Linked DNA regions of Homo sapiens: region 2 is linked to region 1. Evidence: chromatin loops called from intact Hi-C (ENCODE). Cell type or tissue: Calu3. All regions are shown on one strand. Each heading gives the region's core, and the rest is flanking DNA. Links, peaks and the distances in the headings are about the cores only. Region 1 has its middle 16 kb from the start of LINC00906. Region 2 has its middle 86 kb from the start of LINC00906.

Region 1 (6,397 bases), core at 477-5,476:
GGAAAGGATAATAGACATAAATCACTAACCTAGGAGTCCAAACCCCCATTTAAAAGTAACTCAGAAGGTTAAAATAAAAAGGCAGATGTAGGGGCGGTGTTGAAATCCACAAAATCAAAAACTTTGCTGTGCCAAAGACAGACTCAAATCCACTGATTGCCAGGGTCTCTGGAGCCCCAGCTAAAATGAATGAGGAAAGGCCACTACTTCCACCAGGGAGGGCAAATATGCGCCCCTTCTAGGGCCAGTTCTCCCAGAGAGCTGCTGGGAACCTTGGACTCATCTTCCCTGTGAGAAAAGAGGCTGCAGTCAGCTCAGTGCCCACCAGGAGGACCGCAGAGAGGACAGTGACCACCGCTACGGGTGTCATTCTAGACCTAGTCGATGTTTTGGAATCTCAGAGAAAATGAAAATGCCCATAGACATCTACACAGGAAAAGAAATAAGAAGAAAATGAGATTTTCTTATTTTTTAAAAATAAGAAGTTTAAAAGAAATAGAAATCTTTCTGACCTCAGACTCCTCTGCAGTGTCAAGTGTCAGGAAGCAGTGGAGTCCTGTCCCCGGAAAACTGGGAGGAAGAAGTGTAGCAAGCTGCCTGTCATGTCTGAGAGGAACAGAAAGGGCAGTTGGAGAAGTGGAGAAAGTTAGGTGAGACCAGCCTGTGGAAATCATGAGAAATGACAGAGATTAAATCAGAAACTCACACATTTGGAAAGAAGAACATTAACATGATTTAGTAAGTTGGAGAGTTGACCCTTTGAAGAACCCAATAAAATACAAAACTTTAACAAATCTAATTAAGAAAAAATAGAAATAAAGAAAATTGGAACTAAGGAAAGAGACGTAACATATGCTGATAAAAGTAATTATAATTATGAGATAATATAATGCACAGTTATATGCTAATAAATTCCATCAACATGTAAAAATGGAACACTTAGTGAAAATAATAAATTAGGAAAAATAGCTCAAGAGGAAGTAGCACCCTAGAACGGAGCCATAGCCATGGAAGAGATGGGAAAGTGTTGTTAGCACACTGCCTTGGAAAATATTTGGAGGTGATGAGACTTTATTAGTGCATGTTGTCTGGACTTCATGGAATATATAAAATGCATACTATAAAATTTATAGCAGAATATAGAAGAAAATGAAAGGCAAATCCATTTACTTTATGAAGAAATTCTATTAACCAAATTTGGCAAAAGTAGCATGAAAAATAGACTCGCCAGCACTTCCCAAAATACAGTGGCAGGGAGGCTTTTCTTAACAATAATGGCAAAGGAAGAAATCATTAGGAACAAGATGGATACATGTAATTAAGTTTAAATGGAAAACCTCGTATCAGAAAACACTGTAGTAAAATTCCAAGGGAAATGGCAAACCGAAAACCATTTGTAAGAAATACAAGAAAGGATTAGTTATTAACAAATTAAAAAAATCCTCTCACAATTACAAAAACACTATATAACCACAATAGACAAGTACATTGAGACAATTATACAAGCAACATAAATGAGCAATAAGCATGGAAAACAAAGGCTCAAGCTCACTAGAAAGGCAAAGAATTACAAGTTAAAATCAGGGTGTCATGTTTTAGCCTATTAAATTGGCAATGATATAAGGGTTCTCTGCCATGGGCAACACCGTGCACTGATAATGGAAATATAAATTGATGAGACATTTTTGGAAAAGGATGTGACAACATTTTGCAAGAGTTTTAAATGGGTTCAGACGCCCTTTGACCTGGTAATTCCACTGCTGGGAATCTATTCTAAAGAAATGGTCAAAGATAAACAGAAAATGCATGTTCTTCCCTAGCACAGCTGTGAGTTCCCCTAACTCAGAGGCCTTCCTATCCTCCCATGGACTCCTCCTCTATCCGATCTCTAAACACTTGGGACCCAGGACGTAGTACCTGGGACTACTTTTGGCCACACTCTTCCTGAGGGATCTATTACTGTCCCATAGTTTGAAAAAGTCATCTGCACCTTGATGACTTCTAGATATCCATATCCAGTCCCAACTTCTCTGAGTTCTAGACTTGTCTATCCAGCAGTCTAGTAGACCCAAATTCTCTGAGTTTTAGACTTGTCTATCCAGCAGTCTAGTAGACCCAACTTCTCTGAGTTTTAGACTTGTCTATCCAGCAGTCTAGTAGACATCACTACTTGAATATTTAATAAGCACCCCAACGCAACAGGTTCCAAATTAAACTGCTGGTCCCCTCCCAAGCCTTCCTCTCCTTTCTTATCTATTTCAGTAAATGGCACCACTGTTTACACAATTGCTTAGACCAAAGACCTACAGGTTATAACTGAGTTATCTCTTGCTCTGCCACTTTACCTCCAACCCACCAGTGAATCCACATCATGCTCCCTTCAACATCAATTCTGAATGCAGCCACCCCTCACCAACTCTTCTGTGACTGTTCACATCCGTGACATGCACCTGAAACAGTGCTCTAAGCTCCTACCTGGCCTCCCTGCTTCCAATCCAGCCGGCCCTCCCCAGTCATGAGATTCTCCATCTGCAGTCAGAGTAAGCTGCTTAAAAACCTGTGACTCTCAAGCTTCCTTCACACTTAGAATAAACTCTGAATTATTTACTTTGGCCCTCAAGACCTTGATTGTGTGGTCACTGCTCACTTTCCTAGACTCTTGCTGTCTCTGCTCTCTCTGGCTCTCTCTAAACCAACCACACTGCCCCACCACTGTCCTCCAGTGGCCAAGTTCATTCTTGCCTCAGGCATCTGCACTTGCCTGCAACAATCCACACCTAGATTTAACCAGATTTCGCCTGCTCTGGAAGGACGTTCCTGGCCCCTGGGTGAAAATGACTTCTTCCTTTTGCTCCTATTTCCATCACCCTCTAGTCCCTAAATCCATCTCACTTTTCCTCATAACGCTGATCACAGCCTGAAATGATGTTTGCTGCATTTCCTTTCCGTTTTCTGTCTGGAATCCCCTGGGGATGGGATCTCATCAAACCCCATCATCCTCACTGCTGTCTCCAGCACCTGACACGGAAGAGACAGCAAATACTCGCTGAATGAGATTAACAGTGGTGAAAACTGAAAACTGCCTGCATGTTCAAAAATAGTGCCATATTTTTTAGAAATATAGTGGAATCTCCATAAACCCATTAAAATCGTGTTTTCAAAAAAAAGTTTTAAAAGGAAAATTTTCATTGTTAAACAAGGTAATGTGATAAAAAGTAAGATGCAGAATCATATATTTTGGTGATCCCAATTTTGTAAAATTATTTATCTAGCTAGGTATTTAAATATAAAGAAATACACTAAAACATTAATAATGTTTGGATTTGTATAATAGAATAACAGGAGACTTTTTATTTTATTATTTATACTTTTGAATTTTGCAAATTTTATTAAAAGAAACTGACATTGATGGACATTTTTTCTATTTTTTTTTATTCATTTATTTTTGACAATCATTGTGTGTATTTAGTGGGTATAATGTGATGTTTTGATCTATGTATACATTGTAGAAAAATTCAATCAAGCTAATTAACATATCCATCACCAAGTTATCATATTTTTGTGTTGAAAGTGTAAAAAGATCTATTTTTAGTAATTTTGAAGTATATAATACATTCTTATTAACTGTGGTCTCCACACATCAAAATACATCAGTAAAACTTCCTCTTGCAGTAAACTTTGCACTGTCTCATCAGTGTCTCCCATCACCCCGCCCCTCACCTGCCCCACCTCTGGTCACCACTGTTTTGCCCTCTATTTCTATGCAGTCAACTTTCTCAGATTCCACATATGAGTGAAGCCATGCAGGATTTGCCTCCTGTGCCTGGCTTATTTCATAGCATAATGTCCCCCCTTTCCAGCCACTTTTATAGAAAAAAAACTTCATACTCTGAAGTGAGAGAGAAAAATGACTCCTGCCTGGCTAACAGCCAGGAGGGAGGAAGGTGAAGGAGGCGGGTGAGCCAGTTCTAGGGCTGGTCCAGAAGGTGGCCACTCTTGACCAAGAGATAGACGGGAGTGAGGCAGCGGGCCTCACTGGAGGAGCCCGCGCCATTCTCAGGAGCCATCACGGGGACAGGAGATGCACACACTTCTCTGGTCCTTGACAAATGAACAAGTGAACGCCTCAATGGTAAGTCCACGTAGCCCATAAGAGAGGATACTCCAGGATGCCAGTGTGGCAGAAACAGCAAACACAGCCTCTGCGCTCCGCCCCCGTGCAGGTTTTTTTGACCACAGGCTCCTCACAGCCAGCCTGTGAGCAAATGCTGCCTCATGTACTGTGCACAGAGAGGCCACAGATGACTGTGGCCTCTGCTGATTACTTTGGAATTAAAAACACCATGAGCCCAGGCCTGGAAACACAGAGGCCTTTTGTGCCAGTTAAGCACCTTCAGGGGGAAGGAGAGGAAGAGGAGGAGGAAGAAGATGGGGAGGAAGGGAGGAAGGGAAGGAGGAGGTGAAGGAAGGAAAGGAGAGGGAGGAGAAGGAGGAAGGCAGGTGAGGAGGAGGGAAGGAGGGGCAAGAAGAAGGGAAAGGGGGAGAGAGAGGGGTAGAGAAAGGGACGACGGAGGAGATGGGAGGAGGATGGATTTGGAGATGGGGACAAGACCCCTGCATCCTGGCCCTCTGGACACTGTATCCTAAAAGCTGGAGCTGTTTATTATCTGAGTGATATTATTTGGGGGGCATTAAGGAAAAATGAGCAGAAGAAATTGTGCTCTTGAGAGATGAGGACAGACAGAAACTTCAGACCCATTCACTAAAGGCTGAGGATACATGGGAGGGCCAGGCCCTGGATGTGTCTCAAGAATCGGGGCTGTGCTCTGAGATGACCAGCTGGACAGCCAGAGGCCCTGGCTTCCCCTGTGTCATCTACTGTTGGACCAGCTTATTCTAGAGCAATGTGGAAAGGAAGGATGATGGAGGCAGAAAAAAAGAAGAAAGAGGAGAGAAAGGAAAAATGGACAGAGAAGGGGAGGTAGAGAAAGAGAGAGGCAGAAAGACTGAAAGATTTCAAAGGCAAACTACAGCTGTGCATGGTGGTGCATACCTGTAGTCACAGCTATTCGGGGGGTGGGGGGTGGTGAGGCAGGAAGACCACTTGAACCCCGGAGGTGGAGGCTGTGGTGGGTTGTGATCGCACCACTGCATTCCAGCCCAGGCAACAGAGTGAGACCCTGTCTCCAACAACAACCACCAACAACAAATTGTTTAAAGTAAACCTCCTCAGTATGGCTTAAAAGGAAGTAAAGAGAATGGATCAAGCCATGCAGGGTCCTCACCTGGTTATCAGAGAGAAATGGACAGCAAGAGGGGCTTCTCCGAAGTGTAGCTCCCAACTCTGCACACTCAGGCCTTTCACAAGCATGGATCCATGTGACCCCAACAGTCCTACAGGGTGTATGGAACATTCCAGCCCCTTTGTCAGGTGAGAACTGAGGCTTTGGAGAGGACAGAGGAGTCAAAGAGCTTCAGCGGGTAGAGCCAGCCTCTGGTCCTGCACAAGCCCACAGGTGTGTGGAAGGAGATGGAGGTAAAGCACCTGCCGGGACAGGAAGGGCCTCTATGGATTAGGGATGTTTCCAAAGCTGGTCAGAGAGCTAGGACCAGAGTGGGAGGGCTGCAGCTGAAAGGTAGTGTATAATAGGCTTTGGGTATTTGTGTTCGTGGTTGGGCGGGTAATGTTTTCCATTTCCAGATGCACTGCAGCCTCTGCCCACACATCAACACAGAAACCCCGCCATTTGGAAGGTGTTCTGTGCAGACACCTAAACGTCATTATCCCAAAACACCAAGCCAGCCAGCCAAGGCTTCAGAAAGTACCTGAACAGCTGAGCTTGCTGTTTTGATGAAACGCTGTTTGACAGAAAAACAGGCCACCCCTGGTAATATGTAGAGAATGATAGGATTCATGAATATGCATGAAGTCCTCTTTCTAGAGACAATTGCCGCAGCGGTTATTGGAGCAGAACAGGCCGGGTGGGAAGACAGCTTATTCCCAAAGCCACTCTGCCTCCCTGCTGGGAGTATATGGAACTTAAGATCATTTCCTGGGGCCCCATGGTGTGGTCTCAGCACTACCTAGGCCCACAGAGGCCCTCTGAGGGCCACCTGATGAGGGCCACCTCACCCTAGCCCACCACACATTGGTCAGAGCAGAAAATAGAGCTGAAAGGGAAGAATGGGTTTGCCCAAGGTCACACAGCAGCTCCTGACGGTCAGGACCTCTGCCACCAGGTCAAGTGGCCCCCACATTGCAGGCCCCTGGGAGGACACAGATGCAGACCAGAATCTGAGCAGAGGACAGCTCTCAGGACAGCTCAGCTGGCATGCCCACCCTGCAGGGGAAAGACTGCCCATGCCCACACTGAGGCAGGGGAACCACGGTGAGGAG
Region 2 (6,397 bases), core at 978-5,977, 100 kb before region 1:
GTCCCAGCTACTTGGGAGGCTGAGGCAGGAGACTGGCGTGAACCCGGGAGGCAGAGCTTGCAGTGAGCCAAGATTGCACCACTGCACTCCAGCCTGGCTGACAGAGCAAGACTCCGTCTCAAAAAATAAAATAAAATAAAATAAAAATAAATAAATAAATAAGCAAACATATGGCCAGGTGTGGTGGCTTATTCCTGTAATCCCAGCACTTTGGAAGGTCGAGGCAGGTGGGCCATTTGAGGCCAGAAGTTTGAGACCAGCCTGGGCAACATGGAAAATTCCCATCTCTACACAAAAATTTAAAAATAAGCCGGGTGTGGTGGTGGGCACCTGCAGTCCCAACTCCTCGGGAGAATCACTTGAGCCTGGGAGGCAGAGGTTGCAGTGAGCCGAGATCATGCCACTGCACTCTAGCCTGGGTGACAAAGTGAGACCTTGTCTCAAAAAAAAAAAAAAAAGAAAAGAAAAGAACACAAGCCTCACCCCAAACCTTATGAAATGTTAGCTTTCTCACAGGGTTATTGCAGTGATTAAATTGAAACAAGATGTGTAACACATCTAGCCAAGAATCTGCAGTTACAGGGCTGACACTCTTTGGGTCTGTGTGTAAGGGTGCATGTGTGTGTGTATGTACGTGTGTGTGTGCATGTATTTGCACACGTGGGTTAGTGTCTGTGTGTGTGTATGTGTGTGCATGCGTGTGTATTTGTGTGTGCACTTATGTATGTGTGTGTATTTAGGTCACTGCGCACACCCTCAGCTCTGTCTGCGATGGCTCTCTTTGTCCATGATGGACCTGTATTCATCTTTCAGAGTTTTACTCAAGCATCCTTTGGTCTATTTGCCTGTGAGCTCTTGTCTTGTCTTACTCCCCCCGCTTGTACTAGCCCCTCTCCCAGAGCTTCCTCCCTATCCACATTCCTTGTTTGCATGAGTAGAGTAATCCCTGTGGCTAGTCTGGGACCCATTCACCCTTCTCCTGCTCATGGCATCCTGGTTTTATTTTGGGAAATTTTGTGCCACCCAGTCCTAATCCGTGTGGTGTGGTGGGATTGATCCTACAGCATATTGTCTGGGCTGACCAATCTTATTCTACTTCAAGGCCACAGTGATTGATTCACAAGTGAGCACGGGACATACGTGGGTCCAAGGCGGGTAGGTCTCTAGATCTGGGCTTGAAATATTGGCCCATTTTTGGTTGGGATGGGAGAAATCCTGCCCAAGCACAAAGCCAACTTTGAGTAAAGCAGAAGGAGGCAATGGAGACCAACTCCCGGCTCTGAATGCCTGAATCTGTCAGTGACCACCTTTTAGACCCTGTGAGTGTGTAGCTGTGTGAATTAACCAAGACCTCTTTTTGTAAATTTTAGGGGATTTTGTTCTTGTGTTGTTTTCCCAAGTCACTGTGATTGTGGTTTTTTCCCCTTGAAAAAGAACGAGTTGGGTTTCGTGACCCTGTTAAGGGACCTGGTCTTACAAATGCCTGGTTCCTGCAAAGTCCTCGGTCTATGGTAGACCCCCAGGAAGTGCTGAATGATGGAATGAATGTCTACCAAAAGAGAAGGGCTGAGATCTTTTCCTTCAGCCTTTTCTTCACCTCTTCAGCATGCATTCATGCGGCACTGCCCATGCTCCAGGCTTCTCTCCACTGTGCAATTTGCCTGGCTGACAAATTCCCCTGACCACCTCAACCTGCACAGTATCTGTGAGATCTCAGGGGATGAGCAGAAATGTCTGCACCCAAAGGCCAAGTAAGGCCCCTCCACAACCCTCTGGGCTGAAAGTTGTTGAGTTCAGATGGCTGTGCCATGCAGCTGTCTGCTAACCATGCCCCATAGAGTGGAGCAGACACTTGTAAAAACGTCCCTCTGAAACTGGCTCTGTATGGCCCCAGCAGGAATTAATTTGCTATTGTAAATGAGATTAACCAGCCTGTCTTCCAAAACTCATTTGTCCATCAGATGGTGAGGTGACTGGTGGCCAACCTACTGGGGGATGTTTTGGAGAGGGGGGAGCTCTCCACAGAAAACGGCCTTCTCTGCCCTTAACTTCTTTTTGAATTAGGATTCCTCTTCCACACAGCAAATGTTGGCTCAAGCTTTTGGGCAGCTGCAGGACTGCAGTTAGTTAGGGGTAGGAGGCCCACCTGGGATGGGCTTCTGGCAGCTCTCTGAAGGGTGGAGAACATGACCTGGATGTTCCTGCCTGAGGAAGGAACCATGGCCACAGACTGGGCCCTTTTTCCTGCTGCTGGTCAGGGGACTTAGAAGCCCTCCCCGAGTCTCTGGAAATCTTGGATCTGAACTCCAGGCTCTGGGCTTCTAAGCCGTGCCTCCCGCTCCCCTGTCACCTGGTGAGGAATATGGGATGAGGGAGAAGACAGGGTGAGGCTGGCACAACGGGGAGAGGGTCGGAGGAAAGGATGCCAGTGATGTGCTTCAGACCTTTTCTAAAACCACAGGTTGAATTGTTGATTTCTGGTCAGGTGTGGTGGCTCAAGTCTATAATTCTAGCATTTTGATAGGCCAAGGAGGGAGGATCACTTGAAATCAAGAGTTTGAGACCAACCTAGGCAACATGGTGAGACCCAATCTCTATTTAACAATAAAAATAAAAATAAAAAACTAAAGTGTTAATTTCCAAAGCCATGTGTCTGTCTCCTTAGAAAACCTCTCAAACTCACTGGAGCAAACAGCACCTGTAGACTCAGCGCGGGAGCGCCTCTTCCCTCTACAGCTCCACAGACATCACTGCACTCCCAGCAGCACAGGCAGGAGCCTGCACCAGGAAAAGCTCAGGGATGTGCTGGCCCACTCCTCTCCTCTGACCCTTGAGGACCCAGGTCTAGGGGGGATTAAGAAATATGCCATAGGAAAAATAAATGCAAGAGCTGAATGGAACTAGAATCTCTGTCGCTGGACTCCTAGCTCAGTCCCTTTCAAGCTGTTATTTAGGATTATCATCGGACTGCCCTGGGCCTCCAATTTTCAGGAGTTTTTCACCCCACCCAGAGTTTTAAGGCACTCATTGTGAATTACACAAATCATGGATGTAGCCCTGCTAGCGCTAAGCAATAAGTTGTCCTGCATCGCCCCCTGGTGGGCTTTTGAGCTATAGTCATATTAAATATATTAAATTTCTAGGAAGGACTGAAGTGGCTGGACCCTACCTCTGTGATACCTTAATTCCTCCAAGACTGTAAGACGGTCGGCTCCATCCACGCACTCCCTCTCTCCCACCTGTGTGGAGCGCCCTTCTCTTTTCTCAAACTGGATTTGATTATTATCCCAATCCTAGTTGCCTTTCTCAGGCACTCAGTTCTCTTTCACTGAAGCTCTCAGCAGAGTGTGGATCTAGGTGCACTGTGCTTCTATTGGTTTCCACCTTAGCTGGGCTGCCTTCTGGAAACAAGAACTTGGCTGTTTTAAAAAAATACATATATATATATATATATATATATATATATATATATATACACACACACATACACACATATACATATACATACATACATATATATATACATATATATATACATATACATACATACACACACATATATACAAGCATGCGGTGTATAATAATCCCATCAGGGTAAGTGGGGTGTCCATCACCTCAAGCATTTACCTTTCATTGTGTTATAAGCAAAATACTCTTAGTTATTTTGAAATGTACAATAAATGATTGTTAACTGTAGTCACCCTGTTGTGCTATCAAATACTAGATTTTATTCCTTCTATGTTTTTATACCCATTAACCATGCACACTCTCCCCTCCCCCAACCCTTCCCAGCCCCTGTAACCATCCTTCTGCTCTCTATCTCTGTGAATTCAATTGTTTTACATTTTTAGCCCCAACAAATAAGTGAGAGCAGGCAAAGTTTATCTTTCTGTGCCTGGCTTATTTCACTCAACATAATGACCTCCAGTTCCATCCATGTGGTTGCAAATGACAGAATCTCATTCTTTTTAATGGCTGAGTAGTAAGCACTCCATTGTGTACATGGACCACATGTTTTTTATCCATTCATCTGTTGGTGGACAGGTTGTTTCCAAGTCTGGGCTATTGTGAACAGTGCTGCAATAAAAATAGGAGTGCAGAGATCTCATCAATAGCCTGATTTTCTTTCTTTGGGGTCTATGCCCAGCAGTGGGATTGCTGGATCACATGGTAGCTCTATTTTTAGCTTTTTGAGGAACCTCCAAACTGTTCTCCATACTGGTTGTAAGTTTGTTGTTTTAACCTTATCACTGGATACTTAGCACTGGGCACAGTGCTAGGGCGTAGATAAGACACTCAAATATTTCTTCAAGGGAGGGAGCAAGGAAGACAAGGAGGCCAGAACACTTGCCTTGGACATCCTTGAACCCTCACCACACATGATGTACAGCCTGGAAGAATAGCATTAAATCATGGATGGACAAGCAGATGGATGAAGAAATGACTTTCTCCTGGGGCTCCCTCCTGTCAAACTCCCACTTCTAATCTCCAGTGGCACAGGCCCCTGTCCTGCCCTAGCGCCTGTCCAGGTCTAAAGTGGCAATCCTGGGACCCCATTGCCTGCAGTTTCCTGATGTGTTTTTTGCATATATTTTTAAAGACAACGGAACCCAGAGATTGGGTATCCTATTTTTTGGTTTAAAACTGTCAGAGATGTTTGAACCAGAGTGACTCCATCTTGAATAGGGGCTGGATAAAAATGGAAACTGAGATCCGCTGGCCTGTTCCCGGGAGGTCAGGCATTCTTAGCCACATGAGGTTTATGGTTAAAGGAATAGTTGAATTCATGTTGACCAAACAGACCCAAGACTTAACCGACCCAGGAAATGTCCTAATGTCCCGATATCTTAAGAACAAAAGCATTCTTAGTTTAAGAATAAGTTTCGCTTTAAAGATGCAGATTCTTGTGAAGATGGTAGTTACACAAAGATTAGCACTCCTTTGACACAGCCCTGGTAGTGGAGCACATCCCCCACAGCTTTTGCTTTGTTATTCTATATATAATCAAGCATTTCAGCTAAGATGGATGCGTTCCTCCTCTTGCCTTTGGGAGCGCCCTGCTGTGTCTACGAAGTAGCCCTTGCTTTATTCCTATACTTTCTTAATAAACTGGCTTTTGCTTTACTCTGTGGACTTGCCCCCATTTTTTTCTTGTGCAAGATCCAAGAGCCCTCTCTTGGGGTCTGGATTGAAACCCCTTTCCAGTAACAAAACCACAGTGGCCCTGATTTTCTTAGAGAGAGTTCCTGAGAGTTCATAAGAAAAGATTTGAGTTCTGATTGTATCCAGATCAACCAGCCTGACCTGGACATGTTGACAATTGTCGGTGCCATTACAGGAAAGTCTCCATCCAGGAGAGGTGGGGGACAGGGCCGGTGCCCATTTGCCTTCTAAGCAAATGCGTCAGAGACTGTTCTAATAGGGAAAGAAAGTATAACTAATGAAATTAAATTCAGGGAAAGAAGATGAGCTCTACTAATGATTAATGTTCAACTTAATAGATCAGCAAGACATGCTGAGTTGAGAAGCTGCCCAGAGGGTTCCAGCCCACTGCCCAAGCACAGGAGGAACAATGAGAGGAGCGACTTCCGCTCCCCGCACCCGCGGCTTGTCTCTGGGGAAACACAGTTATTAATTGCTCTAAAATGTCAGTCACTTTGCTTCAAAGTAGCCACTTCCCCGGCTGCTTTCTGATCTCCCCCTTGAAAATGACTTCCAGTGTGGACATTGACTCTAGCTTGTGTTTAAAACAGAATTTGGGGCTGGGCTTAGTGGCTTATGCCTGTAATCCCAGCACTTTGGAAGGCCAAGGTGGCCGGGTCACCTGAGGTCAGGAGTTCGAGACCAGCCTGGCCAACATGGTAAAACCTCATCTCTACTAAAAATACAAAAATTAGCTGGACATGGTAGTAAGCACCTGTAATCCCAGCTACTCAGGAGGCTGAGGCAGAAGAATCGGTTGAACCCAGCAGGTGGAGGTGGCAATGAACCAAGATCACGCCACTGCACTCCAGCCTGGGTGACAGAGCGAGACTCTGTCTCAAGAAACGAATTTGGGGGCTACCTAACCTATCAATGCACTAGGCTTTTACATCTTTTTTTCTTTTAAAGACAAGAGTCCCACTCTGTGGCCCAGACTGGAGTGCAGTGGTGCAATCATGACTCACCACAGCCTCCATTTCTTGGACTCAAGTGATCCTCCTGCCTCAGCCTCCCAAGTAGCTGGGACCACAGGCCCAACACCATGCCTACCTGAAACAAGCTTTTTACAAAGTGACAAATCAGCTCAGTTCAATACATGTGGGTGGGATCCTGCTGTTCTGCTGCCCTGCCCCTGTGGCTGCAACCTCAGAAGGCAAATACCCACAGGGAACAGACGCGCCCAGAACAGTGTGAG

Evidence for each region. A loop is a pair of places that touch in the nucleus more often than their neighbours do. Peaks named below come from ENCODE experiments on the same cell type or tissue, not always from the same donor. Only the 100,000 strongest peaks of a DNase experiment are listed, where the experiment ranks them.
Region 2: a loop joins it to region 1, with 4 times the contacts of the local background. A loop is called at or near these places in 3 of 110 quality-filtered maps.

Annotation. Positions count from the first base shown.
Region 1 is chr19:28,977,700-28,984,096 of GRCh38, forward strand. No RefSeq gene overlaps it. Among named protein-coding and RNA genes, the nearest start is that of LINC00906, 16 kb to the left of the region's middle. RefSeq lists an enhancer at 5,717-6,218. In Calu3, for the core only: a CTCF peak has its summit at 2,701 (motif pointing left); DNase peaks (open chromatin) are centred at 2,712 and 3,972.
Region 2 is chr19:28,876,271-28,882,667 of GRCh38, forward strand. No RefSeq gene overlaps it. Among named protein-coding and RNA genes, the nearest start is that of LINC00906, 86 kb to the right of the region's middle. RefSeq lists enhancers at 4,546-5,297, 5,298-6,047. In Calu3, for the core only: CTCF peaks have their summits at 3,053 (motif pointing left) and 3,254; a DNase peak (open chromatin) is centred at 3,091.